Regions from separate parts of the Mus musculus genome. Here region 2 is linked to region 1. A link is a loop called in an ENCODE intact Hi-C map of the cell type or tissue named here. Cell type or tissue: gastrocnemius. All regions are shown on one strand. Links, peaks and the distances in the headings refer to the core of each region. The heading gives the core; the rest is flanking DNA.

Region 1 (3,826 bases), core at 500-2,999:
ACTCTGCCAACTCCATGAGAGTATTTCTCATTCCCAACTAAGACATACTAAGTTTTCAACCTTTCCCCACTTGAATACTACTGAATGGTTTAATCATTAAACGTGGAACACTAAGTGATGGCTCATCAGTTAAGAATACTTGCTAATCTTCTAGAAGACACAGGTTTAATTTCCAGCACCCACACGGTGACTAAAATCCTTTTGTAACCATTTTCAGGGGATCCAACACCCCCTTCACAGGAACTTGGCAGGAACCAGGTACACGCCTTTTGGAGACATTCATGCAGGCAAAACACTCATACACACGAAATTAAGAAGCCAGGAGCTGGAGGTTGGCTCAGAGGTTAAGAGCACTGACTGCTCTTCCAGAGGTAGAGGTCAATTCCCAGCAACCACATGGCTCACCACTATGTGTAATGGGTTCTGATGCCCTCTTCTGGTCTGTCTGAAGACAATGTACTCACATACATAAAATAAACCTTTCTAAAAATATTAAAAAGCCAAACACCACAAAGTTACCACCCCCTAGTAAGGGCTCTTCATCTTCATTTCTGTATCTAAATTTAACACCTATGTGAACTTGCCCTAACTCTGTCTTGTGCCTATCCCTTAAAGCTAAAGTCACTTAAGGATAGGATAATTCAGTGTCAGGCAGTGGTGGTACATGCCTTTAATCCCAGCACTTGGGAGGCAGAGGCAAGGCAGAAGCAGGCGGATCTCCAAGAACTTGAAGCCAGTCTGGTCTATAAACCAAGTTCCAGGTAACCAGGGTTACATGTTAGACTCTATCTCCGGGGGAAAATGCTCCGAGGAAAAATTACAGCCAATAAGAGGAAAAACTAAAACGTGCATGACAATAATACTGTAAAGAGTAAATAGGGTTCTCGCCCTAATTCAATCAGTTGTAAGACTACTGAAAATTAAATCTGGTGCCACTATGTCAAACGAGAAAGTGTCTATATGTGTAAAGATTAAAAGAGGAAAATGGTGAGAAGAGTCATTAATAAACTATCACTAGTAATCGTTATCTGTGTGAGACAAGATGGGGAAAGTATTTGTTGGCAGGAAAGAAAAAAAAGTAACGACATTTTGTTCACTAACTTGAGTTTTGTTGAATTAAGTCCTTCCAAATTCATTCATTAGGGAATGCTTTAAAAATGTCTTCACTCCCCCATACCTGAATAAAGGCATTTGCTTGCACACACTTTGCATTCTCCACTGTAACCTTGATTCCGTTTTTGGTAGCAAAACACGTGGCGTGTTCTCTGAAATGAATGGCTTTCAAGACAGTGGAGAGATTCCTAACGTTGTCAAGGCTGGCCACTAAGCAGTACTGTTCGTACTCCTCTTCATTGTACTGGGTTAGGAGAGGCATGGATGGTCCACGGTACCGTCGGCTCCGAGAAGAAGGATGCTCCTCTTCCGGAAGATGTGTGAAAACCTGAGACACGGAACAACAAACCTCGCTATCAGTGCGGACAGGACTGGCGACCTCAACCCGAGCCGAAATCGAGATCATTCTATTTTCATGTCTCAAAACTACGGTATTCTACACTGAATGCAGTTCACAGGGTAGCTCTAAAAGGCGCGGGTAACCGGGCTTGCTTAGCACCTCTGAGCGCCACCAACCTGGCTTGCAGGAGAACGCGACTTCGGCCCGCTCGCCGCACAGCGGCCACTAAGGGAGCCCCTGGCGCCAGGCTGTGGGTGACGTCCGACCCCTCAAAGCCCCTGCCACCCCAGCCCCAAGAACACCCTGAGCGTCCAAAAAGCTAGCAAGCCAGGCAAACAGCTCCCGCCACCGTTCAGATACGCAACCACCTAGGCCACCGTCACCACCGAGCCGCCGTGTGCCTAGAGAGTCTACCTCGAGACCGGAAGCGAGCGCCTTGGAGCCGGATGACTTAACTCACAGCCTAACGTGGGCTACCATAGAGATCGGAAGGCAGAGCGAGCGGCAGAACCGGAAGTGCAGGCAGCGACCGACGCGGCGAGGCGAGATGGCGGCGACCAAGAGAAAGCGGCGTGGAGGCTTGGAGGTTCAAGCGAAGAAGCCAAAAAGGAGCTCGAAAGATGCCGGGCAGCCAGCTAAGCAGGCCGATGTGGCCAAAGAGGCGGAGGAGGAAAATAGAGATCGTATTCCAGGTCCGGTTTGCAAGGTAAGAGGCCCGACTCCCGAAGTTGGAGTCGGCGCTCTGACCCACCTTTGGGCCACCGAAGCAGCGAAGTGACTCCAGTCAAAACTTGACAGGATCTTATGCTTAGGGTTCCCTGGAGGGACTGGACAGTGTTTATGTCTAATTTTCGTGTAGATGGCCTTCTTCCTGGAGACAGCAGTTCGTAGACCCTAAGCCAGTTAACAGGGAGTTGATTTAATGGGTGTTTAGTTCCAGGATCCTTGTCTTCCAGTTACTGACCCCCACCCCGCCTCCCCAGAGTAATGGTTTTCCTTTGTCTTTTTTTTTTTTTTTTCTCAGAGTCTTTTTGGTGTAACTATAAATTCCTTCTGTTTTGGTCCGTATCACATAGGATTACCGAAGTATGTATGTATGTATGTATGTATTTATTTATTTATTTGCCAAGCCTTTAAAGCTACAGTCCTGTGAGTCTGTGACTCTGACTTGTTTGGTTAGATCTTTTAACTCAAGGGTCCTAGACCACTAGTTTTACTGTGTCAAACAGTGCGACACACTTATACCAAGATGAGCTTCCCTGGCCTTAGCATCTAGGAAATAATGAACAAGAGTTCCTCCAGAAATATTGGAGTTTAGAAGGAAAGAAGGCTTCATAGAAAACTGTGTGTCTCTTCTAAAGGCCAGCAGGTTCTTGTTGGAGTTACTTTCAGTCACCTGGAAACTCCTTAAGGAAGGTATCTGTATGGAGGAAATCTTGCCTCAGACTTGTTAGTCCTTTGTGCTTAGTGTAGTACTCAAGTACTGAGTGAGGCAATGTGGACATTGTACCCCACTTTTAATTAACAGTTAAATCTTGTACCTTTGTCTGAAAGGATAAAAGTGACTTTTGAGGAAAATTAGCTGGTTTTCAATAAAAGTTAGTGCGCTCCCTCTTAGGAGCTGGACATGAAACATGAAGGGAACTAATCTGAATCACACTATGATATATGAATTGGAATTAATGAGACAATTACTACTATTAGGGTGGTAAGGAAACACCCTAATAGTAACTTTTAGCTGAATTTCAAAGAAAGGCTTAAATTTATGTATTTAGAAAGACAGGGGGGGGGGGTGGTGGAAAAAATTCATCAACGGCATTAAATGGGGGTTTAGAAATTCTAAACTCAGCTGGTTAGCTGAGAATGTGCAGGGTCAGTGTTGGGCAGTGGAGGTGTAAACAGTGAACATGTAGTATAGAGGGTATTTGACATTTTGAGGTTTGGAAACCAAGATTAAATTGGGGCTAGTTGGCTGTCAGCGGTGATTCTGTCTGGGCAAGCCAGACATCCAAGAGCTTCGCAGCTGATAATCAGTCACAGGGATTTGAGGACACTTGTAAGCGTTATAAATTGTTGTAAGGAGGTACCGATTTAGTAGTGCTTATGATGTCTATATAAGAAACTAGAGACAGCTGGGCGTGGTGGCACACTCCTTTAATCCCAGCACTCGGGAGGAAGAGGCAGGCAGATTTCTGAATCCAAGTTCCAGGACAGCCAGGGCTACACAGAGAAACCCTGTCTTGAAAAATAGAGAGAGAGAGAGAGAGAGAGAGAGAGAGAGAGAGAGAGAGAGAGAGAGAGAGAGAGAAACTAGAGGTAAAGGGGTCTTCAGAGCATGAGGAACTGAAATGAAGTAGCAGAAAGATGGAAGGA
Region 2 (3,826 bases), core at 993-3,492, 390 kb before region 1:
TATATACACCTTTTCCCAGAGCTTCTGACATAAGTTCATGCTATGAAAACCTGGTCTCACAAGTGTAGTGTTAACTCCTCCTTGTAGTTCATTAAGACTTTGTCAGACATTTTCAACTTCCATTGATTTTTACCTCCTGAGTTTCTATTATCCTCTGCTTTCAAAACCACTCAAAGGACATAACATATTAATAAATTAGAAGTAGATTAAAGGCACATATTACAAAAATTGAGACACACACAAAAGTAAACTCTTTGTAAATAGCTGGCTGTAAACTAACATTGGGAAAACTCATGCAGGCCACATCCTATAACTATATAAAAGGTAAACTTTCTATACACAAAAATCAAAACTAAAGGTTAAGAATTCTGAGGCAATACTTGTTCTAGTATAAAACAACAGGATCTGATATCCGTGTGTGTCAATAAGAAGGAAATATTTTAATCTAACCAATAAGAAGGAGAAAAAAGATGAGTGATTAATAAAAGACAAATCACATGCATAAAGTAACAGAAATTAAAAATGAAATATTTTTATAGAAACAGAACAAACGACAGTCACTGGGAGCTCCCTGTTTTCACACATCCAGACTAAATACAATATTATTTACAAAACATAAAAGTGTGTTAGCATGAGCAGTCACAGGCTTGCTGGACACCATGAGCTACACCCTTCTAAGGTTCCTGAAGATGGAAAGTCACCAAGGCTCAGTTGATTGTGATTTTCCTTTTCTGTATGTCCCACAGGCACAGTCCTGCAGCTCAGCGCCAAGGAGAGGGTTTTTGGCTCTGCCCCTGTGCCCCAGAGAAGCCCAGCAGCTTCTAGGAAGGAGGAAGTCCGGTCTTACTCATCTCTTTTATCTCTCACCCTGCTCAGGGAATGTCAGTTCCGTTGAATTTAAATTTGAGATTGCTGAACGGCAAATAATAACGGTGATTTAGGTTCAGCAATCATGCTTTGAATATGGTAGATTGGTTTATAACACAGAACCTTAGGAAAAATAAGCTTGGAAGAAAACACACACCCATGTCCATCCCAGTGCCGTATCGTAAGTCAAATTAAAGAGGAGCACACTGCCAGAGTCAGAAATGCTGTGTTGCTATCATGGTATGAGTGCTGGCGTTGGGTAGGGTGTGCCGCCACAAAAGCCTGCTTTTCCTGGCCCGTCCCTGTTCCAAAATGCGTTTAGCACACTTGAGGCATTTGTTACCGCAGCAGCCAGACCCTTGGGACCCGTTTGCTGTTGTACTTCCATTTACTGTGGTTTATAACAGAATACCTGAGACTGAGTACGTTATAAAACAAGAAGGGCCCTGCTCCTGTAACTATCCGAATCTGTGAGAATGACCTTAGTCCACTTAGGAGTGCAGTGTTCTTATACCATGATAGAAAGGCTATTAAAACTCAGTGTGAAGTTTTAGAGTGACCATTCAGATCACAGCATTTCCCTTGACATGAAATAGAGGAAGAGAAAGGGGAATGTGGGTGCATGAAAGAAAGAGGCGGCAGGAACTCATCCTATCCACGGTAAAAGGAGGAAGAGAATGGGTAATAAGATGTCTGGGGCTTTTTTGACCAGTGATAGAAGTAAAGGGAGATGTTTGATATTAGAGAAAGCCTATGAATGTTTTTTGAATTTGTTAAAAATGTAAGATGAGAAACAATAAAACAAAATCAAAGAGAGGAAAGAATCCGAATTGAGGTCAGCAACAGCCAAGAACGGTGCTGTTTTTCTAATCATTGGCCACGGTGGATTGTCAAGTTCCTTGTCTGGTCTCAGTGGGAGAGGAAGAGCCTAGCCTCACTAGCCTCGCAGAGACTTCAAGTGCCAGAGTTGGGTGGATACTCAGGGGGACCCCACCCGCTCAGAGAAAGAGAGGAGAGGGTATGGGGGAAGGATTGGGGGGGGGGGGGTGACCGAGAGAAGGGCAGTGAGCTGAATGTAAAGTGAATAAGTAAAAAGTAAAATTAAAAGTTAAAAATAAAAATAAAAATAAATCCTCAACAGTCTACACCACTAGGTGGCGATGTAGAACAGCTGACAGTCTGGCAGCCGATTAGTTGGCCTTTACGGCGTGCTCCGTCCACCCACCAAGAAAGATTCCAGTTTCTATATTGAACTTGCATGCATTTTAATATTAAATGCAATTTATCAATGTTCATTATAATTGTTCAAAATGGCGGCCCAAAACAATGGGTGTTGTAACTGTCTGACTGATTGTTTCCCCCAATTGTTTAAGACTTTACACTTTAACCTCGTACTTACTTATTTACTTATCTATTTATTTATTTAACTTCTTAGGAACTTGACATGACTTCTGTGTTGGAAATTTCATTCTAGACAGGTACTTCTTACCAAAAAGATGAGACGATAAGGTATTGTGTCTGAACAATTGGCTAGTTGGGCTTTGGAGAGAGAGAGAGAGAGAGAGGAATAGAAGTGAGGTGGGGTGGAAATGGGGTGGGCACAGGGGTAGAGGTAAGAGGGGGGCTGCAGAAATATCATGTTTGGTAACACTTTTTTTCTTTGCGAGATGACCATTGAACAAGCCAGGCTAGACCACGGTGGTCTAGATAATCCTAAATTTCCACATCTCTTCCTGCGCTGGCATTTCTCATTTTGTTTAATATCCCCGTGAGGCTGAGTGTTTCTGTTCAGCAAGAAATATAAGAAATATTTATATAACTTTCTAGGAAGAATTCCTAAGGTAACCTCATACACATCACACCGTGAAAACTATCAAATAATCGTGTATTTTCCTAGTCATATGTCTTGAGAGGTGTGTGTCTATGAAGAAAGAACAGATAGTGAGAGAAGAGCCAGAGAGTCCGTTTGGTGATTCCAGCTCTTTGAGTGAGCTCATCTTTAGTCTTTAGTCCCCAGGGTCTCACATGTAATGTCCCACAGAATCTGCTGTCCTCCTGGGGAGGGAACTACGAAGCGTACGAAGCTGCAGCTGTTTATTTGGAGATCTGAGTGTTTGGAGGTGCATTTTGGGAAAGTAGGGAAGCTTTTTTGGTCCATAGCAGATTCTCTCTCTCTCTCTCTCTCTCTCTCTCTCTCTTTTTGTGTGTGTGTGTGTGTGTGTGTGTGTGTGTGTGTGTGTGTGTGTGTGTGTTCTAGCTCACCCTTAGCCTGAAGACTCCTGGAGGACATCTCTCCACAGATGCCTGTGACACTGGCCACAACCCGTCCAGATGGCTGTCCCAAGTTTCAATGCTTAGCAACTGGCTGCAGAAACCATTTTAGCTGCCATATAATGGTGAAAGGCTCCCAATTTCATATTACAGCATCCTGAAATGAGTAACTCGGCCCCAGCATCCTCAAACAAGAAACTCTCCAAAGAAAGAGCTTACATATAAGCATTAATAATTTATAAGCATATTGATTACAGACTTGCTACGGCTGACTCCCAAGTACCACTGAAGTGACATCATCCTGGAAGCCACTTGCTTGTGGAGTGGCTGCTTTCTTGTATATGTCAATATTTCCATGGGAAGGCATTAGGAACTGGTCTTCTTAACTGGATCCTCACTATCCACCAAACATTCACTTTGCCTAGGAACCGTTGAGTCAGAGGGCAGTTAGCACCTTGATGACATAGCATTCACCTTTCTCTGTGGCCTTCACTCCAATGTTCTTTCTTCTTTATCAGGAACTTGTTTTGATATTTTATCCTCTTTCTCTGCCTAGTCTTAAGTCCCAGTTAATATAAGTAATGAATCGTCCATTTCAAACTCTTTGAACTTGTATCATGTATACAGTTGGCTTATCACTTTACATGATTAAAGTGTATGGGAATATATATATATCACTTATATATAT

What was found. A loop is a pair of places that touch in the nucleus more often than their neighbours do. Peaks named below come from ENCODE experiments on the same cell type or tissue, not always from the same donor. Only the 100,000 strongest peaks of a DNase experiment are listed, where the experiment ranks them.
Region 2: a loop joins it to region 1, with 3 times the contacts of the local background. A loop is called at or near these places in 4 of 42 quality-filtered maps.

The regions. Positions count from the first base shown.
Region 1 is chr15:10,484,068-10,487,893 of GRCm38, reverse strand. It overlaps Brix1 (BRX1, biogenesis of ribosomes), which reads left to right and starts at 1,957. Exons shown (of 10, transcript NM_026396.3): 1 at 1,957-2,159. The coding sequence starts at 2,001. Rad1 (RAD1 checkpoint DNA exonuclease) reads right to left here and starts at 1,876. Exons shown (of 6, transcript NM_011232.3): 1 at 1,630-1,876; 2 at 1,178-1,441. The coding sequence starts at 1,375. In gastrocnemius, for the core only: no CTCF peak of the experiment used is centred there; a DNase peak (open chromatin) is centred at 1,894; H3K4me3 peaks cover 2,238 bases; H3K27ac peaks cover 1,388 bases.
Region 2 is chr15:10,870,759-10,874,584 of GRCm38, reverse strand. No RefSeq gene overlaps it. Among named protein-coding and RNA genes, the nearest start is that of Gm19276, 44 kb to the right of the region's middle. In gastrocnemius, for the core only: CTCF peaks have their summits at 1,815 and 2,021 (motif pointing right); DNase peaks (open chromatin) are centred at 1,850 and 2,027; H3K4me3 peaks cover 545 bases; H3K27ac peaks cover 311 bases.